Linked DNA regions of Homo sapiens: region 1 is linked to region 2. Evidence: chromatin loops called from intact Hi-C (ENCODE). Cell type or tissue: natural killer cell. All regions are shown on one strand. Each heading gives the region's core, and the rest is flanking DNA. Links, peaks and the distances in the headings are about the cores only. Region 1 overlaps NCOA1 (nuclear receptor coactivator 1). Region 2 holds the start of LOC105374329 (a long non-coding RNA gene).

Region 1 (15,481 bases), core at 3,784-11,783, 130 kb before region 2:
GGGAGTCGGGGGTGCTGCTGAAAAGATACCTAAAAATATGGAAGCAGCTTTGGAACTGGGTAACAGGCAGAGGCTGGAATGGTTTGAAGTGCTCAGAAGAAGAGAGGAAAATGTGGGAAAGTTTCAAACTTTGTAGAGACTTGTTGTATGGCTTTGACCAAAATGCTGATAATGATAAGGACAATGAAATCCAGGCTGAGGTGGTCTCAAATGGAGAGGAGGAAGTTGTTTGCTATAACTTGTTTTAGCAAAAAGATTGGTGGCATGTTGCCCCTGCCCTGGAGGTTTGTGGAAATTTGAACTTCAGAGAGATGATTTAGGGTATCTGGCGGATGAAATTTCTAAGCAATAAAACATTCAAGAGGTGACTTGGGTGCTGTTAAAGGCATTCAATTTTAAAAAGGAAATAGAGGCTGGGTGCGGTGGCTCATGCCTGTAATCCCAGCACTCTGGGAGGCCGAGGTGGGTGGATCACAAGGTCAGGAGATCGAGACCATCCTGGTTAACACGGTGAAACCCTGTCTCTACTAAAAATACAAAAACAAAATTAGCTGGGCGCAGTGGTGGGCACCTGTAGTCCCAGCTACTCAGCAGGCTGAGGCAGGAGAATGGCGTAAACGCGGGAGGTGGAGCTTGCAGTGAGCCCAGATTGCGCCACTGCACTCCAGCCTGGGTGACAGAGTGAGACTCTGTCTTAAAAGAAAAGGGAAATAGAGCATAAAAATATGGAAAAATTGCAGCCTGACAATGTGATAGAGAAGAAAATCCTATTTTCTGAGGAGAATTCAAACTGGCTGCAAAAATCTGCACAAGTAATGAAGAGCCGAATGTTAATCACCAAGACATGGGGAAAATGTCTCCAGAGCATGTCAGAGACCTTTGTGGCAGCCCCTCCCATCACAAGCCCAGATGTTTAGGAGGAAAAAATGGTTTTGCGGGCCAGGCCCAGGGTCCCTCTGCTATATGCAGTCTAGGGACTTAGTGCCCTGTGTGCCAGCCACTCCAGCCATGACTAAAAGGGGCCAAGGTACAACTCAGGCTGTTGTTTCAGAGGGTGCAAGCCCCAAGCCTTAGCAGCTTACACATGGTGTTGAGCCTGTGAGTGCACAGAAGTCAAGAACTGGGGTTTGGGAACCTCTGCCTAGATTTCAGAAGATGTATGGAAACACCTGGATGCCCAAAGAGAAGTTTGTTGCAGGGGCGGGGCTCTCATAGAGAACCTCTGTTAGGGCAGTGCAGAAGGGAAATGTGGGGGTCAGAGCCCCCACACACAGTCCCTACTGGGGCACCATCTAGTGATGCTGTGAGAAGAGGGCCACCATCCTCCAGACCGCAGAATGGTAGATCCACCAACAGCTTGCACCATGCACCTGGAAAAGTTGCAGGCACTCAACGCCAGCCCATGAAAGCAGCCATGAGGAAGGCTGTACCCTGCAAAGCCACAGGGGCAGAGCTGCCCAAAACCTTGGGAACCCACCCCTCGCAACAGCTTGTCCTGGATGTGAGACATGGAGTCAAAGGAGATCATTTTGAAGCTTTAAGATTTGACTGCCCTGCTGGATTTTGGACTTGGTTGGGACCTGTAGCCCCTTTGTTTTGGCCAATTTCTCCCATTTGGAATGGCTGTATTTACCCAATGCCTGTACCCCCAAGTATCTAACTTGCTTTTGATTTTACAGGCTCATAGGCGGAAGGGACTTGCCTTGTCTTGGATGAGACTTTGGACTGTGGACTTTTGAGTTAATGCTGAAATGAGCTAAGACTTGGGGGACTGTTGGGAAGGCATAATTGGTTTTGAAATGTGAGGATGCAAGATTTGGAGGGGCCAGGGATGGAATGATATGGTTTGACTGTGTCCCCACCCAAATCTCATCTTGAATTCCCACGTTGTGGGAAAGACCTGGTAGGAGGTAATTGAATCACAGGAGCAGGTCTTTTCCCATGCTGTTCTCGTGGTAGTGAATAAATCTCACAACATCTGATGCTTTTGTAAGGGGGAGTTTTCCTGCACATGCCCTCTTTCTTTGCCTTCTGCCATCCATGTAAGACGTGACTTGCTCCTCCCCTTCCACCATGATTGTGAGGCTTCCCCAGTCATGTCGAACTGTAGGTCCATTAAACCTCTCTCTTTTGTAAATTGCCCAGACTTAGGTGTGTCTTTATCAGCAGTAAGAAAACAGAGTAATACAATACTATACAGTTTCATATCTTTTTTTAACATAGTGTATCTTAGCACTCATTTCATAGCATTCCTTATAGAATTCCCTCATCCTTTTTTTTTTTTTTTTTTTTGAGACAGAGTCTCACTCTGTTGCCCAGGCTGGAGTTCAGTGGTGCGATCTCGGCTCACTGCAAGCTCCGTCTCCCAGGTTCACGCCATTCTCCTGCCTCAGTCTCCCGAGTAGCTGAGACTACGGGTGCCCGCCACCAGGCTTGGCTAATTTTTTTGTATTTTTAGTAGAGACAGGGTTTCACCACGTTAGTCAGCATGGTCTTGATCTCCTGAGCTCATGATCCGCCCACCTCGGCCTCCTAAAGTGTTGGGATTACAGGCATGAGCCATTGCACCTGGCTCCCTCATCCTTTTTTTTAACAATCTCATGATATATGAATACATCACAATTTAATCAGCCCCTCACTGATTATGCATTTGCAATATTTTGCCATACAATGCTGTATCTCTGTACTCATGAAGCAGAATTACTGAGTCAAAGAGTATCTGCATTTTAAATTATGATAGTCTTTGCTAAACTGTGCTCTACATAGTTTATCAGGGTTTAAAAAAATATGGACACGTCAGTAAGCCCTCCAGTTCAGGGAAAACTAAGATGAAAGAGTAAATTCTCATAATATAGCTGCAATTACTAAGCAAAGATGTTTTGGAAGATTTGCAACTAAATAAACCAAGATACTTATTAAATTTATAGTGAATGACAAGACGAATATATAGTGAATGACACAAAAAAGAGGTTTATCCAGGCCTCCCATTATCCCAAAATCTCTTCTATTAAATTAAGGTCAATAATTTTAATTTGAGATTTATAACCTAATTTCTAAGAGGACTTAAATTATTACATGTTAAAATACAAGATAAAGAGGATTAATCATAAAATCATGTAAATAAATTAAAAGATTAGATACTGTAATAGATGGTATAGCCACAAACTAATCTTCCAAACTTGGCCGCCATTGATTATTTCCTTTCCAATGTGCACATGTCATTCCACCTATCAAGAGATGAGGCTTTATTTCCCAGTCCCTTGAATCCTGGCTGGCCTTGTGACTTGCTCTGACCAGCAGGAAGAATGTGGTCAAAGTGACATTCTGAAACTGCAGGAACCCAGAAGACTGGTAGCTTCCCCTTACTCCCTCTTCTTGGAAGTCAGAAGCCATGTGAGAAATCCAACTACTCTGACACCACAATGCTGAGGAGATGCCATGTGGAGGCATACAAAAGTGTCAGACATGTGAAGAAAGCCTGAGACTGTCCAGCCCACACCAGTTACCAGCTGAGTAAGTGATCCCAACCGATGCCACACAGAGCAGAAGAATCCCCTATCTGAGCCCTGCTCAAACTCCTGATCCCCAGAATTGTAAAAATTATAAATCACTGCTGTAGACAATTGAAAAAGATACTATCAAGCTCGTGATATCAGCAAATTACAAACACCAAGTGTCAAATTTGGGTCCATGTTTTCCAGGTTATAAGTTTTCATTTTTCAGTAAGAAGAAAAAGAAAACATGTAATTTTTCTATCTTAATTAGATGCACTTGTACAAAGAACAATGAACCTAGGACTATAGTTTCAAATATAATTTTAGAAAATTTTAGAAAATGCACATCATTCAAATGATGTTTCTTACAGATTGATTCTATACAGACAAATAACATATTAAATCAGAACTCAGCACAGGCATTTTCATGTCAGAGGAGACTAAGATGATGTGGTCTTGATACTTTTGTTCTCTAAAGACTTAATACAAGAAACTACATGAATGCATAATTAAGATATTCATTAGTCTGTCTTGTATCTGATGTGGATTTTTTGCATTAAGTGAGCTTTTTTTTTTTTTTAAGAGATGGGATCTTGCTCCGTAGCCCAGGCTAGAGTACAGCAGTACAATCATAGCTTCAGTGAACTTTTGATAGACACTAAATAGCTGTCAGTTTGTGATTAAATCCAATAAAAACAGGCTGGGTGTGGTGGCTCATGCCTGTAATCACAGCACTTTGGGAGGCCAAAGCAGGTGGATCACCTGAGGTCAGGAGTTCAAGACCAGCCTGGCCAACATGGTGAAACCCCATCTCTACTAAAATACAAAAATTAGATGAGTGTAGTGGCATGCACTTGTAATCCCACCTACTCAGAAGGCTGAGGCAGGATTGCTTGAACCTGGGAGGCAGAGGTTGCAGTGAGCCGAGATCGTGCCACTGCACTCCAACCTGGGCAAGAGAGCGAGACTCCGACTCAAAAAAATAAGTAAATAAATCTAATAAAAACACAGAATAAATATTCTATAAGGCTGGTTAAATTTAGAGCCACATACGTAAAGAGTACAAGTATCTACCTCTCCCCACAAACTGTTCCCTCTGAGATCACCAACATTCTTTAATGCTATATCCTATGTAAATACCTTGGTCCTTGACTTATCTGATCTCAAACAGAATCTATACAAATAACCATTCCTCTCAGTCACCAAGTGCAGCCCATACTCAAGGGGGTGGTAGGAGGTGGGGGGTTAAGTTCCACTTCCTTGAGGAGGGGAGTGTCTGCACAAATTATTTGGAATTCTGTACAAGATAAATAAGTGGGGACAGTTATTTATTTAACCATTTATTTTAATCAGTGTGGACTTAGGGATATTTATTTTATGCTTTGGGTCATAATCCAATAATGCAATATTATTTATTTTATTGCTCAAATTGTTCCAGCTTCAGTCACTGGGTGCTCTTTCAGTTGGCTCCTGTATCCCTTTACCAACCCCCTGTCCTTTTGCATTTTGCATATTTTCTTATTTTCTGGCACTCTACAATGTTCCAGGCTCATCTTGCAAATTCCCTGCCCCGGCCCAAGAATCAGCCATTTTCCAGGGAGCCTTAGTTCTTTCTATTGGAGAGTGGTATTAGAAACCAAGATCTGATGCTGGGTGTGCTCATGCTACTGGGTTGTCACTGCTCCTAGGCCCTCTCAGCAGACAGAGCTAGTAAATAAATGTATGTATACTAGGCTATGTATACATACATATCTGTATTTATTTCTGAATCTGTATCAATATTAAGGTAAATGTGTGTTCAATGCTTATGTTTCAAACTCTAATTCAGTACCACATGGTTCATTCTAGCCTTCTTCCTGCCTGTGGTTACCTCACTCTCCAAAAATGAGAAAACTAGTTCCCATGATTCACCATTCATTTACTTATTTTTTTAATCCCAATATACATGTGCAATGTTTTTTGAATTGTTAGCTCACACTCTACTGAATTTCTGTCCTACCTTTTTCTTTTGAAAGTCTTATTAACAGAATCTTCTTTTATTTTTTCTTGAGACAGGGTCTCATTCTGTCACCCAGGGAGGAGTGCAGCAGCACAATCATGGCTCACTGTGGCCTCAACTTCCTGAGCTCAGGTGCTCCTCCCACCCCAGCTGCCCTAGCTGGGACTACAGTGCATACTGCCATGCCCAGCAAATTTTTTGTATTTTTTGTAGAAATGAGGTTTTGCTATGTTGCCCAGGCTGGTCTCAAACTCCTGAACTCAAGCAATCCACCACCTTGGCCTTCCAAAGTGCTGGGGTTACAGGCATGAGCCACCGCACCCAGCCAGAATCCTCATTTTAGAAGCACGTGTTCCTAAGATCCTTGACCTGGATCACCTCTTCCATCTCCGCACATTTTACTTGAGTTATCTTTCATATCCACAACTTTACTTTCCAAATGCTGATACTTTCCAAATCAGTATCTCCAACCCAAATCTCTCTCCTAAACTTCAAACCCACTTATCCAACTACCAGTTGGATCTCAAGTTAGGTGTCTCATAGGCATCTCAAACTGAACTCAACCATCCTTCCCTAATCTTCTCCTCCAGGGTTTATCTACTGAATGACACCATCATCATCATCTACCTATCTGCATAAGCCAGAAATTTAAGACTAGGTTGGTCCTCTTCTCTCTACTCTCCCTAGTAACTAACCACCAAAGCCTAAATCTTTCTCAAATACATCTCCATCCTTATGATCCTCCTACTGTAGCCAATCTAACATTACCTCCCACCTAGAAAAATTTCTTGTTAGAACAAATGAATACACAAGACAGCTTCTTAATTGATCTCCCTACCTTTAATTTTACCTGGCTCTAATCCATTCACACTACAATCTGAGTAATTTTTCTAAAAAACAAACCAGATCATATCACTTTTCATTATTAAAATATTTCAATAGATTCCCATTCCTCTCAGGATAAAGCCCAACTGCCCTAACATTGCTTTCAGGGCTGTGTGATATAATACCTAGTGACCTCTTTCCTGTCATCCTTCTCTCACTTTATGCCCTCTGCAATCAACTAATCTGAAATCTTCTCAATTTCTCTCTCCTGTCTTCTTGTCTCAATTCAGATGTTCCTTCTTTAGAAAGCCATCTCTGCCTTCCCTGTTCATCTAGGTTAAGTGCTCCTGTTCTACGCTCACATTCAATTATGTGGTCCATCCACTGTAGCAACCATCACACTACATTGTAGTATCTGTTTATTTTGTATCCCTTGCTAGACTAGAAACTCAATCTGAGCAAAAAAATCACATTATCTCTGCTACGATTTGATTTGTCCCCTCCAAAACTCATCTTAAAACTTGATCCCCTAGGTGGCAGTGTTGGGAGGCAGGGCCTGGTGGAAGGTGTTTGGGTCATGGGGGCAGATCCCTCACAAATAGATTTAATTCTCTTCTGTGGGAGTGAGTTTTCTCAGGACTGGATTAGTTACTGCAAGAGTAGATTGTTATAAAAGCAGGTTGTTATAAAAGGAAGTTTGGCTTCCTAGAATTCTCTTGCTTCCACTCTCACGATGTGATCTCTTTGTACATGCCCACTCCCTTTTCTGCTTTTCCACTGTGTTTTGACCCAGCACCTGGTCCTCACCATAAGCCCCTAGATGGAGCACTAAGCTCCTGAACTTCCCAGCCTGCAGAATCATGAGCCCAGTAAACTTTTATGAATTACCAGTCTCAGGTATATTCTGTTATAGCAATACAAAACAGAATAAGACAACCCTGTTTGTCATTGTATCCTCAGAGACTAGCTCTCTGCCCAGCACAACAAATGCTTAAATACTTTTGAGTTTCCATTTTTGTTATTTCTGTGGCTTAGACTTAGTGACGATTTTACAAGTAATCAAAATAAAATCCCCTTGTAAGGTACAAAGTTTAATATTAATCTGTTAAATCAAGTTTACTAATTATATTATTCTAAAGAGTATTCTCTTGGATATATTCTTCAGAAAAAGTAAAAAGTTAGTATAATTTCTGAAACCTTGTCTGTCTGGAAATCTCTCTTTAGCCTTTGTATGTCAATGACAGTGTAGCAAGGTATAAAATTGAGGTTACATCATCTTCTCCTCTTACGAACTTGCAGAGAGACCAACATCACCTACAACAGTAGTTCCCAAACTCCAAGCCCAAAACCAATGCTATTTGGCGATAAAGTTTTCACTAGTCCTCAGTACAATCAAAAACAGTGACAGTATTATTTAACCTAAAGCAAAAATTATTGTTATATTTTATATCCTTGTTTAGCCAAAAAAAAGTGTATAATTTATGCCAGTCATCCAAATTTTCTACTAGAATCGTATAGTCTATTAATTCAAAGATCTTAAATTCTCTGATCCAGCATTTTTCATTAAATAGAAGACTGGATTCCAACCTGATTGTCTTCCCTTTGAAAATCATTTGGTTCCCCCCTTTGAATATTTGTAGAATTTTCCCTCTTATCCTTGAACATCAGAAATGTGACTAGCACATTCACTAATCAGGTTAGTTCTTTTAAAAGTTAAAGTCTTCAATTTAGCTACATTTTCAACACTTTCTGTATTGTTTGACTACTTATGCATCATCTCTGTTCTTTTAGAACACCCAATTTATATATACCAAATTTCTTGCATCTATCTACTCTATTACCTTCTTGGTCATGATCTCCATGTCTATCTTCCCATAACTCTGGAACATCAATTGAACTAGTCTTTTAACTCACTAGTATTATTTCCTGGAGTATCCAATCTACTTTTCATTATTATTAATTTTAGTTCAATATTAATGATTTTGTTTTCCAAAATCTTTTTCCTGTTCTCAGAGTGCCTTCTTGTTCATAATAATCCCCTCTTAAATCTCACTGCACTGAGTCTATGAATTTAAATTTTTAAAGTCTGATGCAGTGTCATAACTATTTCACAGGCAGCCATCTGCTATGAAAACTCAAATTATATCTTCTTTAGAACTTCTGAGTCTTATTCCTATGAATTTTCTGTTGGCTCACACTACAAGAGGGATGGCCATGTTCTTCCAGAATCTGAAGCTGAGAAAGGCTCTCTCAAGGATTATTTAGATCAGTGTTAAAATCTTTTTCAGATAATTTCCCCTTTATGTCAAAAAATCTTTTTCAGATAATTTCCCCTTTATGTCAACTTTGGAAATCAAAAACCAACTGGGGCCACAACCTCTCCTAGCCTCCATAGTAGCCTTAATCCAGCCAATGCACTGGCTCTGTGTGTCAGTTAGGATTAGGTTCCATTGCACATGACAAATACCAGTAGTCTGTATAAAAGAGAGTTTTATTTTTCTCTCACATAACAGATCTGGAGGAAGGTAGTTCAGCTGTTCCTGTTTTGGTCATCTCTTAGTTATCAAATCACTACTCAGTCCTTTCTTATCCTTTGGTAATCTGGCACTGCTGACCACTCCATTACTTCTCTGGTTTCCATGACATGATTCTTGGTTCACCTCTCACTCTTTCAACCATTCTTCTCTCCCTTGCCTGCAGGCTCCCCTTCTTCAACGTAGCTCTCAAACAGTAGTGGTCATTTTGTCTCACAGTATATTCATTCTTCCTGAGCAACTTCACCCATGAACTGCCATTATCAACTACCATTATCACTTATACATGACTTCCCAATTGTCCTCAACCCCAGACATTTGAGTTCCAAATCCATATATCCACTAGCCTAACAGACTATAACACTTTTTCGTGTGGTTGTCTCACAAGCATCTCAATCTCAGCATGCCCAAGTGAGATAGTAGTATCTTTCACTCTCATCCCCAAAATGCTTTTACTGTTGCATTTGCTACCATGGTTTCTGGCAATACCATCTCTCCACTCAACCAATCAAGAAACCTAAGAATAGTCTAGAATCCCCCTTCTGTCTCATTCCCACACATATGTCTTCTTAATTCTACATATTTAACATCTCTTTTGTTTGTCTCCTTATGCTGCTATCTAAGTTCAGGATCTCATTATATCACTGGATCATCAAAAAGGGCCAGTTCTGGCCAGGTGCGGTGGCTCACACCTGTAATCCCAGCACTTCGGGAGGCTGAGGCAGGCGGATCACTTGAGGTCAGGAGTTCGAGACCAGCCTGGCCAACATGGTGAAACCTCGTCTCTACTAAAAATATAAAAATTAGCCAGGTGTGGTGGCACGCGCCTGTAATCCCAGCTACTGGGGAGGCTGAGGCAGGAGAATCACTTGAACCTGGGAGGCAGAGGTTGCAGTGAGCCAAGATCGCACCACTGCACTCCAGCCTGGGTGACAAAAGCGAAACTCCGTCTCAAAAAAAAAAAAAAAGCCAGTTCTCCCAGCTATCAATCATGCACAGTTCTAATCCATCCATCTTGGCACCAAAAAGACTGTTCCATTTCAACAACTATATTTTTCATTCCCCAGATCTCTAATTGACTCTTTTAAATAAATGCCTACTCTTGTTTTATAGCCACTTGTTTTTGTTAAGGATATAATAAATTCCCTATCTGTCTAAAAGTATTAGGTACACATTTTAGAACTCTGTTCTAGTAACTTTTTATTTGATCCTAAGTTCTTTTTTGTTGATTCTTTTTTATAGTGTTGGCTTTCCTGAAACATTTAAGAGATTCTTATCTTTGTACTTGGGATTCTGTTACACTCTGTAGGCTTTTGGTACAGCTCACTCAGGAGCAGTACTTATCTCATATTGCTTTCAGTGGGAGAGAAGGAGAAGCAGAACACGTCACAGACAGGGTTCTCAGTCCTTCGTCTTCTAGACATGAATATAGCCAGTTACCCCCAACTGCTTCCTACTCTCATAGACTCAGGGCTCCTACATGCAGTTCTCACATGGAAACAGATCCTTTACTTTGCTCAAGTTGGTGTTAGAATACATAGATGTTGAAGCTGCTTGGTTGCTCATGTTGCAGTAATGCTAATGAATTACCCTATTGATTATTCTGGGACCCTTCCTAGCCTCTTACCTATGGTATGAGTGTTACCCACAGGACCTCCTATTTATGTTCAGAAATTCTTCACAGTTTTTGATTTATGGAGAGTTCCTCTTCTTGTGTCTATACATGGCCACATTCAAATTTTTCTATTACTTCTATAGGTTTGGTGAAGGAATACAAAAAGGTAGTGAAGGTTCAGTCTGCCTTTGTGAAACTGGCCAGAATAAGTATTCTGAAATGCAAATCACATCATGAATCTGTCCCTTGCCCAGCTTAAAACTCTTCATGGCTTCTGATTTCCTATAGACAGACTCTAAATGCCTTAGTATATGCAAAGCCCTCTATGATCTAATTGATGACTTCCTACACCTGCTCTTTCCCCACGCAATATCCCTCATGAAGCAGCCACACCTAAGTATTCAGTAATTATGGGAGGCCATACACAACATGCTTTTTCAGGCCTTCATATCTTTGCATTCATCATTCCTTTTGTCTCTAATGCTTCCTTCCCCAACCCTGACTCTTTTTATTATAGTATTCTAGGCATTGTACAAAACCCACTTTCAGAGGCCAGGCATGGTGGCCCATGCCTGTAATCCCAGCACTTTGGGAGGCCAAAATGGGAGAATCACTTGAGGCCAGGAGTTCAAGACCAGCTTCATCAATTTTGTGAGACCCCCATCTCTTAAATGGGGGGGAAAAAACTCACCTTCAAATGGGTAAGAAGGAATGCATATTAAGTTATTAATAGTGGTTGTTTTCTTGATTTTTGCTTATCTGTACTTCCTAACTTTTACACGTTAAGAACATACAGTATTTTATTAGGGGGACAGGTCTTTGAATTTTAACGCTCTGCTTAGAGGTCCTGTCCTCTGTAAACTCTTACTTGACTAGTCAAAAGAAGATTCACTTCCTCTTTGTATCACTACGCTGTCATGTTACATCCCTTTTTAACTACACTATATCACATTTTTTTTCTTCCCCTACTAGACTGTAATCTCCTTGAGGACAGAGTCTGTTTTCTTCATCTTTCTCTCCCCAGAACCTAAAAGAATCTGAAGTCTCGTACATGACAAATAAATGCTGGATAAACATCAATGAAATCAGAGCAACTGGGAAGGGGCAGTTTTAAGCTCATATGAACTGGTCTTGGAAAGTCACTTAACTTTTCCTTCAAGAAAAAATAGAATAAAAGTATATACAGACATTTAGAGGTGGTGAGGAAGTCTACGCAGTCATAGACTTTTTAAGCTGGAAAAGATTTTAAGAGAACATCGCATCCAAGCTCTCAAGTTACAGATTAAAGAATTACATCCCAAACAAGTAATTGACCTGCTCAAACTCAGAGCTTCTGGCAGAATATGGATTTGCATCCAGATCTTCTGATTCCCGTTACAAAAGTTCATTCAATTTCAATGACTTACTCTATTGCTTTTCCAGTCTTTCGAGGTTTTGGAAAGGATAATACCATCTTAATAGTTAAAAATTACTCGAAAATAAAAGTTCTCCTAACATGCACTATTGCCTCAATTTTAGTCTATGAGCATTCTGCCAAGACTTGCTTTTGAATATGACTGTTCTTTGAGGCAGCTACTAGTGCCCAAACCAGGGATGGAAAGGTAAAAAGTATTCATTTCAGGCCATAAACCTGCTTTTATATCAAGTGACCAAATAACATACACATATATAACACTTGCTATTTTAATAGATATAGTCTGTAATTTCATCAGATACACTAAAAACAAACATTTAAAAAGCTATCTCTTAAGAAAAATAAAATAAAAAGTCATTTCTTAACACTGAAGCAAGATAAATTTCTTAACTTCCATAAGTGTGGGATTACCAGGAAGGAAAAGTATTTGTCAGTTTGTTTTTGCTATGGATTGTCCCCTTCTTAGACACAAAAAGTTAGCAGATACAGAATTGCAATCAAAACAGAATTTCCACTATGTTAGTTTTCTTTTTTTAACAAGTTTTATTGTATATATTTGAGATTTACAGCATAACATTATGAGATATATATAGATAGATAGAAACATGATTGCTACAGTGAAGCAGATAATAACTTATTACCTCACATACTTTTTGTGACAAAAGCATCTAAAATCTACTTATTTAACAAAAACCCCTAACATAATACAACTTTATTAACTTTGATCTTTGCGTTGTTCATCAGATATCTAAACTTGTTCATCCTATACATCAGCTATTTTGTATCCTTTGACCTACATATCCCCATTTCCTCACCTTTCTCCCCAACATCCCACCTGTGGTAACCAGTTTCATTCTCTATCTCTGTGCATTTTATATATATACAGAGAGAGAGAGAGAGACACACACACACACACATACATATATTATATATATATACACACACAAATATATTATGTATATATACACACACACACATATATATATAATCTCCCACATATAAGTGAGATCATACAATATTTTTCCATGTCTGACTTACTTCACTTAGCATAATGTCTTCCAGGTCCATCCGTTGTGGCAAATGGCAGGATCTTCTTTTTCAAGGCTTATATAATTTTCGTGTTTGTGTGTCTGTGTGTGTGTGTGTGTGTGTGTGTGTGTATGTATCACAGTTACCTTATTGATTTGTCCATAAGTGGACACCTAGGTTGTTTCTGTATCTTGACTATTGTGACTAATGCTACAATGAACATGGGAGTCCAGATATCTTTTTTTTTCCAGTAGCTTTTGGGGTACAGGTGGTTTGGGGTTACATGGACGAATTGTATAGTAGTGAAGTCTGAGATTTCAGTGCACTCATCACCTAAGTAGCATACGTTATACCCAATATGTAGTTTTTTTTACCCTTTGCCCCCTCTCCCAACCTCCCCTTTCTGAGTCTCTACAGTCCATTATATCTCTCTGTATGCCTCTGTGTACCCATAGCTTAGCTCCTACTTATAAGTGAGAACATGTGGTATTTGGTTTTCCATGCTTCAGTTACTTCACTCAGAAAATGGCCTCCAGCAAGTATCAGGCAGTAGTATTTGCTGTTCTGCAGTATCTGCTGTTCTGCAGCCTCCACTGGTGAGACCCACACAAACAGGGTCTGGAGTGGACCTCCAGCAAACTCCAACAGACCTGCAGCTGAGGGACCTGAGTGTTAGAAGGAAAACTAACAAACAGAAAGGAATAGCATCAACATCAACAAAAAGGACATCCACACCGAAACCCCATCTGTAAGTCATCAACATTAAAGACCAAAGGTAGATAAAACCACAAAGATGGGGAGAAACCAGAGCAGAAAAGCTGGTTTCTAAAAACCAGAGCGACTCTTCTTCTCCAAAGAATTGCAGCTTCTTGCCAGGAACGGAACAGAGCTGGATGGAGAATGACTTTGATGAGATGACAGAAGTAGGCTTCAGAAAGTCAGTAATAACAAACTTCTCCGAGCTAAAGGAGCATGTTCTAACCCATTGCAAGGAAGCTAAAAACCTTGAAAAAAGGTTAGGCGAATGGCTAACTAGAATAAACAGTGTAGAGAAGACCTTAAATTACCTGATGGAGCTGAAAACCACGGCACGAGAACTTTGTGACGCATGCAGAAGCTTCAATAACCGATTCAATCAAGTGGAAAAAAGGATATCAGTGATTGAAGATCAAATTAATGAAATAAAGCGAGAAGACAAGGTTACAGAAAAAAGAGTAAAAATAAACAAACAGAGCCTCCAAGAAATATGGGACTATGTGAGAAGACCAAATCTATGTTTGATTGGTATACCTGAAAGTGATGCGGACAATGGAACCAAGTTGGAAAATGCTCTTTAGAATATTATCCAGGAGAATGTCCCCAACCTAGCAAGGCAGGCCAACATTCAAATTCGGAAGTACACAGAACACCATAAAGATACTCCTCGAGAAGAGCAACCCCAAAGACACATAATTGTTGGATTCACCAAGGTTGAAATGAAGGAAAAAGTGTTAAGGGCAGTCAAAGAGAAAGGTCGGGCTACCCACAAAGGGAAGCCCATCAGACTAACAGCGGATCTCTTGTCAGAAACCTTACAAGCCAGTAGAGCACGGGGGCTAATATTCAACATTCTTAAAGAAAAGAATTTTCAACCCAGAATTTCATATCCAGCCAAACTAAGCTTCATAAGTGAAGGAAAAATAAAATTCTTTCCAGACAAGCAAATGCTGAGAGATTCTGTCACCACCAGGCCTGCCTTACAAGAGCTCCTGAAGGAAGCACTAAACATGGAAAGGAACAACCAGTACCAGCCACTGCAAAAACATGCCAAATTATAAAGACCAGCAATGCTATGAAGAAACTGCATGAATTAACGGGCAAAATAACCAGCTAACATCATAATGACAGGATCAAATTCACACATAATAATATTAACCTTAAATGCAAATGGGCTAAATGCCCCAATTAAAAGACACAGACTGGCAAACTGGATAAAGAGTCAGGACCCATCAGTGTGCTGTATTCAGGAGACCCACTCACGTGCAGAGACACACATAGGCTCAAAATAAAGGGATGGAGGAAGATCTACCAAGCAAATGGAAAGCAAAAAAAAAGCAGGGGTTGCAATCCTAGTCTCTGATAAAACAGACTTTAAACCAACAAAGATCAAAAGAGACAAAGAAGGCCATTACATAATGGTAAAGGGATCAATTCAACAAGAAAAGCTAACTATCCTAAATATATATGCACCCAATACAGGAGCACCCAGATACATAAAGCAAGTCCTCAGAGACCCACAAAGAGACTTAGACTCCCACATAATAATAATGGGAGACTTTAACACCCCACTGTCAATATTAGACAGATCAATAAGACAGAAGGTTAACAAGGATATCCAGGTCTTGAACGCAGCTTTGCACCAAGCAGAACTAATAGACATCTACAGAACTCTCCACCCCAAATCAACAGAATATACATTCTTCTCAGTACCACATCCCACTTATTCTAAAATTGACCACATAATTGGAAGTAAAGCACTCCTCAGCAAATGTAAAAGAACAGAAATCACAACAAACTGTCTCTCAGACCACA
Region 2 (15,481 bases), core at 2,637-10,636:
CTGTGATCTTATTATTTTAATGTGATGTAATAATCTTGCAAAGTTATGGCAGGAAGGAAGCACATAGAGATGACTTTTCAACTTTCCATGTGCCTGCAATGAACCAGGGGATATTTGGACATTTTAATCAGAGAGACCCAATTGGTTATATTACCTATAATAAACTTGTAATAATAACATTAACTTGTAATCCTCAAACGTTATCCAAAAACTACATTGTTGATGCACAGATTCATTCCTTTGTTTCAGAACAATAGTGTACACTTTTTTTTTTGCAAAGCATGACAACCTTCTAAGCCAAATCTCAGTTTTGAAGTGGAACTTTGCATATGCAGTGTTCTCCCAATGGTTGAAAGGTTTATGCATGAGTTGTGGAGGGAATACAATTCTTCTTGGATGTTTCTATGAACATCAAGTTTCCCAAATTTTTGCAATTTATATCACAGACAAGGGCAAATTTCCCAATTTATTGGGAGTCCTTACAAATGAAGACCAATCCACAATAGAAAAATAGGTCAAAAAAAAAAGTATGGAGAGTTTCCAGAAAAGGAAATATAAGCAGATTTTTTTTTTCGTTTTTCCGAGACGGAGTCTCACTCTGTCATCCAGGCTGGAGTGCAGTGGCATGATCTCAGCTCACTGCAACCTCTGCTTTCCGGGTTCAAGCAATCCTCCTGCCTCAGCCTCCCGAGTAGCTGGGATTACAGGCCTGCACCACCATGACCGGCTAGAGTGTATGTGTGTGTGTGTGTGTTTAGTACAGATGGGGTTTCACCATGTTGGCCAGGCTCCACTCCTGACCTTGTGATCCACCTGCCTTGGCCTCCCCAAAGTGCTGGGATTATAGGCATGAGCCACCACGCTCAGCCTTTTTTTTTTTTTTTGATGTGGATTTTCACTCTTGTTGTCCAGGCTGGAGTGCAATGGCATGATCTTGGCTCACTGCAACCTCTGCCTCCCGGGTTCAAGCAATTCTCCTGCCTCAGTCTCCCGAGTAGCTGGGATTACAGGCGTCTGCCACTGTGCCCGGCTAATTTTTTGTATTTTTAGTAGAGACAGGATTTCACCAGGTCGGCCAGGTTAGTCTTGAACTCCTGACCTCAGGTGATCTGCCTGCCTCGGCCTCCCAAAGTGCTGGGATTACAGGCGTGAGCCATCGCTCCCAGCCATAAACAGATTTTATACAAATGAAAAGATGCTCAGCTTTATCCTAAGAGAAATGAAATTGTAAATGATGCAATTCCACTTTTACCTGCAGATTGGTAAGATCAAAAAGTTTTATGACACATCTAAATCGGCAAGACTGCAGAAAAGCAGGTACTCATGCATTGCTGGTGGGAGTGTGAACTGACCGAAATTCTCAAGGGAGCAATTTGCAATGTCCATCAAAATTACAATAGAATATATACAGGCTGGGCTTGGTGGCTCAGCCTGTAATCCTAGCACTTTGGGAGGCCAAAGCAGGTAGATCACTTGAGGTCAGGGGTTCCAGACCACCCTGGTCAACATGGTGAAACCTCGTCTCTACTAAAAATACAAAAATTAGCCAGGCATGGTGGCGCATGCCTCTAATCCCAGCTACTCGGGAGGCTGAGGCAGGAGAATCACTTGAATCCAGGAGGCGGAGGTTGCAGTGAGCCAAGATCGCGCCACTGTGCTCCAGCCTGGGTGACAGAGGGAGACTCTGTCTCTAAAAAAAAAAAATTACAAGCTGAATATACATGTTTGTCAAAGCTTACAGAATTGTACAGTAAAAAATATTTTATTTTGTGTAAACTATATATTTTTTTAATGAAAAAACTAATATTAGTCTCTTCAAAATAAATTCTATATTGACTTTAAAGATAAGGAGAGGATGGCTGGGCGAGGTGGCTGCCACCTGTAATCCTAGCACTTTGGGAGGCTGAGGCGGGAGGATCACAAGGTCAGGAGTTCGAGAGCAGCCTGGCCAACAGAGTTAAACCCCGTCTCTACTAAAGATACAAAAAATAGCCAGGCATGGTGGTGCGTGCCTGTAGTCCCAACTACTTGGGAGGCTGAAGCAGGAGAATTGCTTGAACTCAGGAGGCGGAGGTTGTAGTGAGCTGAGATAGCACCACTGCACTCCAGCCTGGCAACAGAACGAGACTCTGTCTCAAAAAAAAAAAGATAACGAGAGGATGAAGTTGATCTATACTTACTGGTATGCAATAAACTCCAGACATATTAATTAAAAACTCAAGGTGCAGAATAGTATGTGTAGTATATACCTTTTAAGCAAAGGCAAATGATGACATATACTTATTCATATATATATGTTTGTATATGCATATATCTAGAAGTACACACACAAACAGTGGTTACCTCCAGGGAGGGAGCCTGGAAACCAAAGAGTAAGAGGACTTACTTTTTACTGTATGTGTGTGTATATATATATATATATATCTGTGTGTGTGTGTGTGTGTATATATATGTATATGTGTATATATATGTATATGTATATTATATATATATATATACACACACACACACACACACACACTTTTTTTTTTTTTTGAGGCAGTTTCGCTCTTGCTGCCCAGGCTGGAGTGCAATGGCGCGACCTTGGCTCACTGCAATCTCCGCCTCCCAGGTTCAAGCGATTCTCCTGCCTCAGCCTCCCAAGTAGCTGGGATTACAGGCATGCACCACCACCTCGGCTAATTTTGTACTTTTAGTAGAGACAAGGTTTCTCCATGTTGGTCAGGCTGGTCTTGAAATCCCGACCTCAGGTGATCCGCCCACCTCGGCCTCCCAAAGTGCTGAGATTACAGGCGTGAGCCACCGCGCCTGGCCTATATACATACACTTTTATTCTATTTGGATTTTCTTCCCATGGTAGGCATTATTTTTTCGAGTATAATAAAACCTAAGCCTAGCATAATTTCAGCACTTTGGGAGGCCAAGGCAGGTAGATCACCTGAAGTCAGGAGTTCAAGACCAGCCTGGCCAACATGGTGAAACCCTGTCTCTACTAAAAATACAAAATTAGCAGGGCATGATGGCGCACGCCTGTAATCCCAGCTACTTGGGAGTCTGAGGGAGGAGAATCGCTTGAGCCCGGTAGATGGTTGCAGTGAGCCGAGATCGGGCCATTGCATTCCAGCCTCGGCAACAAAGCAAGACTCCATCTTAAATAAAAAATAAAAAAAAAACTAAACTAAAAAAGTGTGTGTTGGGGAGGATATACAAACACATATACCCTTGGCCCAAAAACTTTACGTCTAGACATTTACTGCAAAAATATATTTACCCAAGTGCAGAATGACATATGTACAAGATTGTTTATTGTAGCATTGTTTTCAAGAGCCAAAGATACAAAGCAACTGAAATGTCCATCAACAGACATTAATGAAATCATGCTATTATGAAATTGTGGGATACTCAGACGCTACCAAAAAGAATGAAGAAGCTCTTTATGTACTACATGCAAGTACATCCAAGATATCTTCAGTGAAAAGAGCAAGGCTCAGAAGGTCCATACACCAGTGTTGAGGCAAAGGGGGAATATAATACATTGTTTGCTTAAATATGCATAAAGTCACTCTGGGAGGCTACATCAAAAGCATGAAATGGATTAGCTCTGGGGAAGAGAATTGGGCACCTGGGAAACAGGAGCGGGAAGGAAAGTTTTCACAAACATTTATTTGTACCCTTTGAGCTTTCAGCCATGCGAACAAATTTCCTATTAAAAATAAAACATGGCCAGGCATGGTGGCTCCCATCTGTAATCCTGGTACTTTGGAGACCAAAGTGGGAGGATTACTTGAGGCCAAGAGTTCAAGACCAGCCTGGGCAACATAGGAAGACCCTGCCTCTACAAAATCTAAAAAAAAAAAAAAAAATTAGGCCAGGCCCAGTGGCTCATGCCTATAATCCCAACACTGTGGGAGGCTGAGGCGGGCGATCATTTGAGGTCAGGAGTTCGAGACCAGCCTAACCAACATGATGAAAACTCATCTCTACTAAAAATACAAAAAAATTAGCTGGACGTGGTGGTGTATGCCTGTAATCCCAGCAACTCGGGAGGCTGAGACAGGAGAATCACTTGAACCCAGGAGGCGGAGGTTGCAGTGAGCCAAGATTGTGCCACTGCACTCCAGCCTGGGCGACAGAGCGAGAGACTCTGTCTCAAAAACAAAAACAAAAAAATTAGCTGACTGTATGGCACACACCTGCAGTCCCAGCTACTTGAGAGATTGAGGCAGGAGGATTGTTTGAGCATAGGAGTTAGAGCAATGAGCTACAATTGTGCTACTGCACTCCAGCCTGTGTGACAGAATGAGATCCTGTCTCTTGAATAAGTAAATAAATAAATAAAACAGACCACCAGGTTTCCCTGATGTAGTACCACTGTGATACAAGACACAGGTGTTCACTTACGATAATAATCTTTCTTTAGCATAATCAACGTACTATTTACCACCATAAAGAAGCAGAGTTTGACTTACAGTTTCAATTGTGCATGAAAATAAATGACCTGTTTAAGGGGATAAACAGATGTATAAACTGATTGGCCACCTGTGTTACAATGGCATCATCATGGCCAGTCACAAAAGATTTCTCACCCTTTGACAAGAATGTGGACCCCTGGGGTGGAGTGTGGCAAAGGTCACTGTGGAGAAGGCCAGAGGCACTGACTTAGGAACAAAGCCTTTCTGAAATGGACAATGTCTTCACAGTGTCCTCCAATTCCAGGCACAAATGGCCCTCAGCCAAGCCCAGAGATTGCAGTCACACAGCCAGGTCAATCTATCGTGCCCGTCTTAGTCCATTTTGTGCTGCTATAAGGGAATACCAGCGACTAGGCAACTTATAAAGAAAAGAAATTTATTCTTCACAGTTCTGAAGGCTAGGAAGTCCAATATCAAGGTGTCAGCATCTTGCAAGGGCCTTCTTGCTGAGTCATCCCATGACAGAAGGTGAGAGGGAAAGAGAAAGATGCTTAAACAAAGCAGCAAATTTACTTGATTATGTAACTGAAAAGTCTGGAAATAGGGCTTGCTGCTATCTTGGCTTAAAGGTTGAAATGTATCACGAGGGTCTGCTTCTCTCTCTCTCTCCCTCTCTCTCTCTCACCTCTGTTCTCAGACTGGCTCCCACTGAAGATGTCAAGATGGCTGCAGCAACTTTGGGCCTCACATTCCCTCAGGTAAAAATCTAGCAGGACAGAGAAAGAATCTTTCCCTCAGAAGTCCCCAGAAAAATGACTGATGAATGGAAGCCTCATTCATAGCCAATGAGAAGAAATGATACTTTTGCTGGAAATGCAAGCTTTGGATTGATTTAGATCAGAAGCTCTGTGCCTGAGCTAAGGGTGAAGCCCCGGCCAAAGCAGCCCCACTTGGGAGGCAGAGGCATGGATTGCCACAAAAGGGTGGCTGCCTGGTGGGCAGTAGAGAGAACAGCTGTCAGTAAACAGCTGTAGCCTAAGATAATTGGCGTGCAACAGATATCCAGTAGGAATGAGGATCTGCCAAGAACAAGAAGTACACTGAAAGAAAGAGGATAGAATATAGATGTTTATACCTATCACTTGACATTAGTGTTTCAAATTAAAGAAGTCAATATTTCTAAACTTGATATACAATTTCAAAAAGAAAGAATAATTAATGTTTCTGGACGATATGCAATTTCAAAAAGAAAGAATAATTGCTTTATTCTTTGAAATTAAAAAAACTTCATAAAATTAGCTGTAAAAAGAAAACTTTATCTTGGGAATTACTGCAGATATGATTACTCTCATCTAAAAGCATGAAGAAATAAAAGACAGTGATGGGAATCAGCTACTGACAGTTCTAGATGGAATGTCTAATTTGAAAATGATTTCTTCTTTTCCATGTAAGGCTCTTCCATAATATGTAAATTGGAGGTGATTCGTACAACTCACGTCGTGGTAAAATAATAGCTAGAGTAAGAAGTTTGGGTTAGAAGTAGAATTACTTTTAAAAATAGTTCTACTGTCAGTTTCTATACTCATCAAACTTTTAATGGCAAGACATTTAGTACAAGAATTCTTCTAAATCACTGCAGAGAATTAATAATTACCACAAGAAGAAAAACAGTTTCTGAAGAGGTGACGTCCTGCCCTTAGACAAAGGGTCTGGTGGATTTAGCATATAATCTCTCCTGAGTGTCTCTGGCAGGCACTATTGGCAGCCTACTCAATGGCTATACTTCACTTCTTTCTCACCTAAAAAAATCAAGTACATAAATAAAAGCCCTATTCTGACCAGGCAACCATGTGCCCAGCTTTAGGTTCTAAGTAAATCGTGGTTCTCTAACTTTTCTTTTGTCAGTCTAGCGATGGACATGTAATTAAATTCTGACAGAAGAAGTCTCCTGGGGGGCCCAGTTTAAATTCTTGCTTAGGGGGACTTGAGAAAGCCCTTTTGCTCCAGCCTCCTTCCTGCCTTCTTAAATGTGGCCCTCTGAGGATATAATGTTTAGAGCAGCTGCTCCATCTTGTGGTCAGAAGAGGAAAGCCATGGAAACCTCAAATTTGTGCCTAACACATCTACTCCAGGGATTCCAGACGTTTTGCTAAGTGGCATATTATGGGTCACATGGGTTGAGCCACTTTGAATTGGATATTCTGTTGATTTCAACCAAAGTCATTCCTACATGATATAGCTCCTCCTCAAATTTCCGATCTGTGGTTGCCATACTAAATACCACATATTGGCTGGGCGTGGTGGCTCACGCTGTAATCCCAGCACTTTGGGAGGCTGAAACAGGCGGATCACTTGAGGTCAGGAGCTCGAGACCAGCCTGGCCAACATGGTGAAACCCCATCTCTACGAAAAATACAAAAATAGCTGAGGCAAGAGCATCACCTGAACCCGGGAGATGGAGGTTGCCGTGAGCCGAGATTGTGCCACTGCACTCCAGCCTGGGCGACAGAGTTTCAAAAGACAGAGTATATAAAAATACCACATACTAATTTTGGAGGTTATATATTTGCCTTGCAAAGGCTAAAATAAAGGACCAACTTTCAAAAAACCATCCTTAAAGAACAACTATTTCTTAAACTATCCTATTCGTTTAAATTTGGGCTAGCGGTTTTTTTTTAAACAAAAATATCAAGCCAGATTCTTTTAATCATTTCCTTCAGAAAGCCGTTAAATAAATGTATTAGTAAGATAACATCCTCGCACAGCTGACACCTGTCCTCCTGCTTCAACTATGACAATCTGTGAAATCTGAGGAGGAAAGTGTTGAGCTCATGATAAAGAAGAGCTTTCACTGGAAGCCATGCAAAGACACAACAGGCTGCTCCTGAGGGCAGAGGGAGGCCTCACCATGAGAGGCATCTAGGCATGAACAGCCCGAAAGGACTTTGTGAAGGAAGCTTAAATAACACATAAAATCCAACCAGGTCATCTTTAAGCTTCTCCTCAACTCTGAAGTTCAAGGATTGCATGTTCTTGTATCTCAATTCTTCAAACTGGAAAACAAACATCTTTTGTGCTTAATTCTGCAACTCTGTTTTTTAGGGGTTTTTTTTTGGTTTCTTTTGTTTGTTTTTTTGGGGGGGAGGGGGACTGAATCTCGCTCTGTCACCCAGGCTGGAGTGCTGTGGCGCGATCTTGGCTCACTGCAACCTCTGCCTCCTAGGTTCCAGCGATTCTCCTGTCTCAGCCTCATGAGTGGCTGGGATTACAGGCGTGCCCCACCACACCCAGCTAATTTTTGTTTGTTTGTTTAGTAGAGACGGAGTTTCACCATATCGGCCAGGCTAGTCTTGAACTCCTGACCTCAAGTGATCTGCCTGCCTCGGGCTCCCAAAGTGCTGGGATTACAGGCATGAGCCACTGTGCCCAGCCTGCAAAACTGTTTTTAATGCCATCTACTCTCCTTGAACATTTGATATATACACATTTTTTTTGCCTTCTAACTCAGGGGTACCTAACCCCCAGGCCATGGACCAGTAAGTGGCATATTATGGATCATATGGGTTGAGCCACTTTTAGTTGGATATTCTGTTGCTTTCAACCAAAGTCATTCCTACATGATGTAGCTCCTCCTCAAATTTCTGATCTGTGGTTGCCATATGAAATACCACATGCTAACTTTGGAGGCTATATATTTGCCTGACAAAGCCTAAAACAAAGGACCAACTTTCAAAAATCCAACCTTGAAGATGGATTTGCCATCTCTGCCTCCTGTCAGATCAGTGGTGGCATTAGATTCTCATAGGAGCACAAACCCTTATTGTGATCTGCACAAGCAAGGGATCTAGGTTGCGCTCCTTATGGGAATCTAACGCCTGACGATCTGAGGTGTAACAGTTTCATCCGGAAACTACCCCCACCCTCCCATCCCCATTCCGTGGAAAAACTGTCTTCCACAAACTGGACTCAGGTGCCAAAAAGGTTCCGGACCGGCCGGGCGTGGTGGCTCATGCCTGTAATCCCAGCACTTTGGGAGGCCGAGGCGGGCGGATCGCGAGGTCAGAAAATTGAGACGATCCTGGCTAACATGGTGAAACCCTGTCTCTACTAAAAATACAAAAAAATTAGCTGGGTGTGGTGGCAGATGCCTGTAGCCCCAGCTACTCAGGAGGCTGAGGCAGGAGAATGGCGTGAACCCAGGAGGCGGAGCTTGCAGTCAGCCCGAGCCGAGACAGTGCCACTGCACTCCAGCCTGGGCAACACAGCGAGACTCCGTCTCAAAAAAAAAAAAAAAAAAAAAAAAAAAAAGTTCAGGACTGCTGTTCTAATTGCCTACTCCCCATCTTTAATATCATGTAACCCAAATTCTATACCCCACCTTTGTACTAAAAGCATTCTTACTTTACCAATGACTTTGAAGATTCAAGCCAACTCAACACATTTTTCATCATCTTTATCCTCCTTGAACTCTCTGCTACATCTAAGCCTGTTTTCCAACTTCTGCTTGAAACTCTCTCCTTCCTTCAGTGACATTCTAGACACTTGAGTTTGTGTTTTGTTTTGATTGTTTTTCTTAGTCTTTATCAAGATACAACCGAAGCTGGATGCAGTGGCTTATGCCTGTAATCCCAGCACTTTGGGGGGGCTGAAGTAGGAAGATCCCTGGAGCCCAAGAGTTTGAGACTAGCCTAGGCAACACAGCGAGACTCCATCTCTACAAGTTTGTTTGTTTTTTTTTAAGTAGCTGGGCCTGGTGGTGCACACCTATGGTCCCAGCTTCCTGGGAGGCTGAGGTGGGAGCATCGCTTGAGCCCATGAGGTCGAGGCAGCATGTGAGCCATGATCACACCACTGCACTCTAGCCTGGGCTACAGAGTGAGACCCGTCTCAAAAACAAAAAATTAATTAAATTAAAATAAAAGGTATAACTGAATCATCTGGGGAACATTTAAAAATTACACACATCTGGCTGGGCATGGTGGCTCATGCCTGTAATCCTAGCACTTTGGGAGGCTGAGGTGGGAGGATCACCTGAGGTCAGGAGTCCGAGACCAGCCTGACCAACATGGTAAAACCCCATCACTATTAAAAATACAAAAACTGGCCAGGCACAGTGGCCTGTAACCCCAACACTTTGGGAGGCCGAGGCGGGTGGATCACGAGGTCAGGAGTTTGAGACCAGCCTGACCAACATGCTGAAACCCCGTCTCTACTAAAAACAAAAAAAATTAGCTGGGCATGGTGGTGTGCGCCTGTAATCCCAGCTGCTCAGAAGGCTGAGGCAGGAGAATCTCCTGAACCCGGGAGGCGGAGGATGTAGTGAGCAGAGATCAAGCCACTGCACTCCAGCCTGGGCGACAGAGCAAGACTCTGTCTCAAAAACAAACAAAACAAAACAAAAATTACACACATCTAAGTTCCAATCCAAGAATTCTGATTCAGTGCATCAAGTGTGGGGTGCCTTTGGCCAAACACTATGTTTTCAGGGTATACATTTCTCCTAATCCCTTCTTCCATCAATTCTGCTTTGTTAACAGGGAAAAAGTCGGTCATGGCTATTGGTTAGGCTGCCAAGATCTGTTCAATATTATACGGTTAAATTTGGATTTTTAAACTAATGAGGAAAAAATACTTGTGTTATTAAAGAGTGACCAGAGGAACTTTCTTCTCAAGTAGGAAAAAAAAATCCACTAACTATAAAGAAAATGATAAATTAAGCCACATTAAAATTAATAACTTTGGCTTGGCCCGGTGGCTCACGCCTGTAATCTCAGCCCTTTGGGAGGCCTAGGCAGGCAGATCACGAGGTTAGGAAATGGACACCATCCTGGCTAACACGGTGAGACCCCGTCTCTACTAAAAATACAAAATAAAATTAGCCAGGCATGGTGGCACTTGCCTGTAATCCCAGCTACTTGGGAGGCTGAGGTAGGAAAATTGCTTGAACCCGGGAGGTGGAGGTTGCAGTGAGCCAAGATCGCATCACTGCACTCCAGCCTGGGCGACAGAGCAAGACTCCATCTCAAAAAAAAATTAATTAATTAAATTAATAACTTCTGTCCATCACAAAACACCATGAAGAAGGTAGAAAGGTAAGCCATGGAATGGAAAATTATAGTTATATCAAATATTCTTGAGAAAGAACTTTAAAGAACTCTTACAAATTAATTTTAATTATTTGTATTTATTTATTTATTTTTGAGACAGGGTCTCACTCTATCGCCCAGGCTGGAGTGCAGTGGCTTGGTCTCAGCTCACTAACCTCCGCCTCCTGGGTTCAAGCAATTCTCCCACCTCAGCCTCCCAAGTAGCTGGAATCACAGGCATATGCCACCACACAGGCTGGGCGCGGTGGCTCACACCTGTAATCCTACCACTTTGGGAGGCCAAGGCAGGCAGATCATTTGAGGTCAGGAGTTTGAGACCAGCCTGGCCAAAATGGCGAAACCCCATCTCTGCTAAAAATACAAAAATTAGGCCCGGCGTGGTGACTCACATCTCTAATCCCAGCATTTTGGGAGGCCAAGGGGGGTGGATCACAAGGTCAGTTCAAGACCAGCCTGGCCAAGATGGTGAAACCCCGTCTCTAGTAAAAATACAAAAAATTAGCTGGCCATGGTGGCGGGGGCCTGTAATCCCAGCTACTCAGGAGGCTGAAGCAGAGAATTGCTTGAACCCAGGAGGCGGAGGTTGCAGTGAGCCGAGATTGCACCACTGCACTCCAGCCTGGGCGACAGACCGAGACTCTATCTCAAAAACAAACAAACGACAATTAGCCAGGTGTGGTGTCATGCACCTGTAGTCCCAGCTACTCGGGAGGCTGAGGCAGGAGAATCGCTTGAACCCAGGAGGTGGAGATTACAGTGAGCTGAGATGGTACCACTGCACTCCAGCCTGGGTGACAGAGCAAGACTCTGTCTCAAGAAAAAGAAAAAATTATGATTCTGCTGGGTATGGTGACATGTACCTATAGTACCAGCTATTCAGGAGGCTGAACAGGAGAATCACTTGAATCCAGGAGTTTGAGTCCAGCCTGGGCAACATAGTGAGACTCTGTCTCTAAACAAATAAATAAATAATTCCCTTGCCATCAACATTTTTAAACAAGAGATGTCTTCCCTGTGTGAATATTAAACTTTTAAATTAGTATGAATGTTAGATATTATAAACTATGTTTTACGTAAGTGGGGGAAGTTTAAAAAGCGGCTACTGTTAAGAGAGGGCATTGTTAATGCATTAACCAGGAATAGACTACGTTATGTTACAATAACAATCCCCCAATTGTATTGCTTTAACCTATTTATTTTCCACTCACACAAAGTTGGCTGCAGGTACTGTGGTCCTTCCAGACAGCTCCCTTCCAAGCATGAGTCACATCCAGGCCAGTTCGTTCCCTCTTCTGGTTATGCCATCTCCACATTTGGCCTCGGCTGTCATTGCGGCAAGAAAAGAGAGAGGAATCAAGAATGATAAAGTGCTCTTCTCTTTGTGCTTTGTCCCAGAAGTGACACATGTCATTTCCACTCACGGCTCATTTGTCAAAACGAGTCGCATAGGCCCTCCTAACTGCAAGGGAGCTGGGGAGTCTTGGGAGCACATGGATATTCAATGACTAATAAATTACAATAAATTATATCCCTCCAGCTGTAATTGAACTTACAATGAACTCCTCGAAGTTTTTCAACTAAAAGTTATTTCCAAAACAATATAAAACCATGGTGTGATCGCCAGTATTTGAAGAAGCAGACCCTCTGCTCTCTCCCCGCTACAGCAGTTAATTTTTTAAGAAGTTCTGATACCTTCAAAACATAAAACACAGCATGGGACTTTTCTTCAACAGCTTCCTTACATTTAAAAGGAAAGAATTGGATTTAATGATTTCTAACGTCACTGAAGAGCCCTTTAAATTACTGTTCAACTACCAAAAACAGTCGTTTTTTAAGTAGAGCCATTTTTTTCAGGATTCTGGGTTTTTAAACCCAAACTGTATTTATGCACTAGAAGTTCCAGTCTCTTGAAAAAAACATTTTATAAGTAAGTTGCAGATGTGGGCAAATTTTATGCATCTGCTTTATATCACATAGAATTTCTCAAACTCCTGGCCTCAAATGATCCTCTTGCTTCAGCCTTCCAAAGAATTCCAGGTGTGTCCGGAATTGGTGGGTTCTTGGTCTCACTGACTTCAAGAATGAATCCGCGGACCCTCACGGTTGAGTGTTACAGTTCTTAAAGATAGTGTGTCTGGAATTTGTTCCTTCCGATGTTTGAACATGTCCAGAGTTTTTTCCTTCTGGCAGGCTCCTGGTCTCACTAGCTTCAGGAGTGAAACTGCAGACCTCCGCAGTGAGTGTTACAGCTCTTTAAAGCACCACGGACCCAACTACTTAGCAGCAGCAAAATTTATTGCAAAGAGCAAAGGAACAAAACCTCCACAAAAGACAAGGTAACCCAACTAGGTTGCCTTGCCGGTTCCAGCAGCCTGCTTTTATTCCCTTATTTGGCTGCACCCACATCCTGTTGATTGGTCCATTTTACAGAGAGCTGATTGGCCCATTTTACAGAGAGCTGATTGGTCCGTTTTGACAGAGTACTGATTGGTCTGTTTATAATCCCTGAGCTAGACACAGAGTGCTGATTGGTGCATTTACAATCCTCTAGCTAGACATAAAAGTTCTCCAAGACCCCCACCTCACTCAGGAGCCCAGCTGGCTTCCCCTAGTGGATCTCTCATCAGGGCCACCGGTGGAGCTGCCTGCCAGTCCTGCCACCTGCGCACACTCCTCAGCCCCCTGGGTGGTGGATGGCACCAAACGCTGTGGAGCAGGGGGTGGTGCCCCCCGGGAAAGCTCGGGCCGCGCGGGAGCCCACGGTGGCGTGTGGGGGGGTGGTGAAGGGAGGCCTGGGGGCGGTGGTGGAGGGAGGCCTGGGGGGTGGTGGAGTGGTGGAGGGGGGGTGAGGGGGCTGGGGGGAGGGCGGGCGGGGGGAGGCGAGACGGGGGGGGGGCGAGCGCGGGGGGCGGGGGGCGAGGCGCGGGGGAAAGGCGGGCGGGGGGCGAGGCGCGGGCAGAGCGGACTACGGATTCTGAGCCCTGCCCTGCGGGGAGGCGGCTGAGGCCTGGCGAGAATTCAAGTGGGATGCGGGCAGGCCGGCAGTGCTGGGGGACCTGGCTCACCCTCCGCAGCTGCTGGCTCGGGTGCTAAGCCCCTCACTCCCCGGCGCTGGCGGCCCTGGCCGGCGGCTCAGAGTGCGGAGTCCGCTGAGCCCATGCCCACCGGGAACTCATGCTGGCCTGCGAGCGCGCACACAGCCGCCGTTCTCGCCCGCGCCTCTCCCTCCGCACCTCCCCGCAAGCAGAGGGAGCCCGCTCCGGCCTCGACCAGCCCAGAGAAGGGTCCCCACAGTGCAGCGGCAGGCTGAAGGGCTCCTCAAGCGCAGCCAGAGTGGACACCAAGGCCAAGGAGGCACTGAGAGCGAGCAAGGGCTGCTAGTACATTGTCACCTCTCACAGGCATGGGCCACCACGCCCAGCCCCATCACACAATATTTCTATCCCAGGATGTTTATTTTGTAGGCAACATAAGTTAAAGAATGGAAGCACTGTTCCTTCGGTACAAGGTCAGGGTGTGAGCTCAGTTTATTTACAAATTAACGTGTGCTTACATCATTAAAGCTTTGCTCTAAACCTGTAACTTAGTGTGAGTTCTAGAGAATTTTGGTAAATTTGTTAGTAATGTTTTCTGTGTTCTGTTTATTGGCAAGAGATTGAGGGATAAGTGGTAATAATCTCTAACCTTGTGGTTGCAAAATTATATCCTACAAGGTCTAACTGGGTAACATAAATGATGTGGGAGTTGTGGAGATCATCAAGAATAGAAAGAGCTGGCCAGGCTCGGTGGCTCGCACCTGTAATCCCGCACTTTAAGAGGCCAAGGCAGGCGGATCACTTGAGGTCAGGAGTTTGAGACCACCCCGGACAACATGGCGAAACCCCATCTCTATTAAAAATACAAAAAGTAGCCAGGCGTGGTAGCGCCTAGCTACTCGGGAGGCTGAGGCGGGAGAGTTTCTTGAAGCCAGGAGGCGGAGGCTGCAGTGAGCCGAGACTGTGCCACTACACTTCAGCCTGGGCAAAAGAGCAAGACTCTGTCTCAAAACAAACAAAAAAATCAGATCATGTCTTTTGCAGCAACATGGATGAAGCTGCAGTGGAGGCCATAAGCAAACTAAGGCAAGAACAGAAAACCAAACACCACATGTTCTCACTCAGACGTGGGAGCAAAACACTGAGTACACGCGGACACATAGAGGGGAACAACAGACACTGGGGCCTGCTAGAAGGGTGGAGGGTGGGAAGAGGATGAGGACTGAAAAACTACCTATCTGTTGTATGGTTATTACCCGGGTGACAAAGTCTGTACACCAAACCCCCCGTTACATACAATTTACCTACATAACAAACCTGCACGTGGACCCTTGAACCTAAAAGTTTTTTTTTTAATTAAAAAAAGAAAAGGTAGGAGAGAGGGGAGGGGTGGTTAAGAATGAAGTGAGAAAAGTGAAGAAGGGAAGGGGGATGACAGCTGAGAATGGAAGTGACAAGGGTGTGTTGGGGAGGTAAAAAGCCTCTAGCTTTCCTCCTACCCTTTCCTTCCCACTTTCAGCCAAGTAATTTCTCCCTTATGCTCAATGAGAGAGAGAAACTAGGGAAGCGAAGGCTGTTGGCTAGATGAAAGTGAAAATTAAAACAGAAACAAGGCTCTTTGAGAAGTCAAGGACTGAAAATAAAAGGGGCAAAGATTAAAAACAATAGTAATAGTATCTAGGAGCACTTACCACATAGCAGGCAATATTCTAAGAGTTTCCCATATACATGTGCTCGTTTAATCCTCACAACCACTTGTTTAGTAAGGAATTTGACCTCCAAAGTGAGGTCTGGCTTTTGTCTTAGTTCAGGGGGGTCATTTCTAGACCCTTGAGATTTTTTGTTTTGTTTTTTGTTTTTGAGACAGGGTCTTACTCTGTTGCCCAGGTTGGGAATGCAGTGGTGTGATCTCAGCTCACTGCAACCT

What was found. Hi-C counts contacts between places; a loop is a spot of excess contacts. Peaks named below come from ENCODE experiments on the same cell type or tissue, not always from the same donor. Only the 100,000 strongest peaks of a DNase experiment are listed, where the experiment ranks them.
Region 1: it touches region 2 in a loop (4-fold over the local background); 9 of 110 quality-filtered maps call a loop at or near these places.

The regions. Positions count from the first base shown.
Region 1 is chr2:24,534,800-24,550,280 of GRCh38, reverse strand. All of the region lies in intron 1 of NCOA1 (nuclear receptor coactivator 1), which reads right to left. Among named protein-coding and RNA genes, the nearest start is that of NCOA1, 51 kb to the right of the region's middle. In natural killer cell, for the core only: a CTCF peak has its summit at 6,854 (motif pointing right); a DNase peak (open chromatin) is centred at 6,850.
Region 2 is chr2:24,401,123-24,416,603 of GRCh38, reverse strand. LOC105374329 (a long non-coding RNA gene) reads right to left here and starts at 12,576. Exons shown (of 3, transcript XR_001739340.3): 1 at 12,212-12,576; 2 at 11,728-11,842. RefSeq lists enhancers at 13,230-13,736, 13,737-14,243. In natural killer cell, for the core only: CTCF peaks have their summits at 6,305 and 6,504 (motif pointing left); a DNase peak (open chromatin) is centred at 6,473.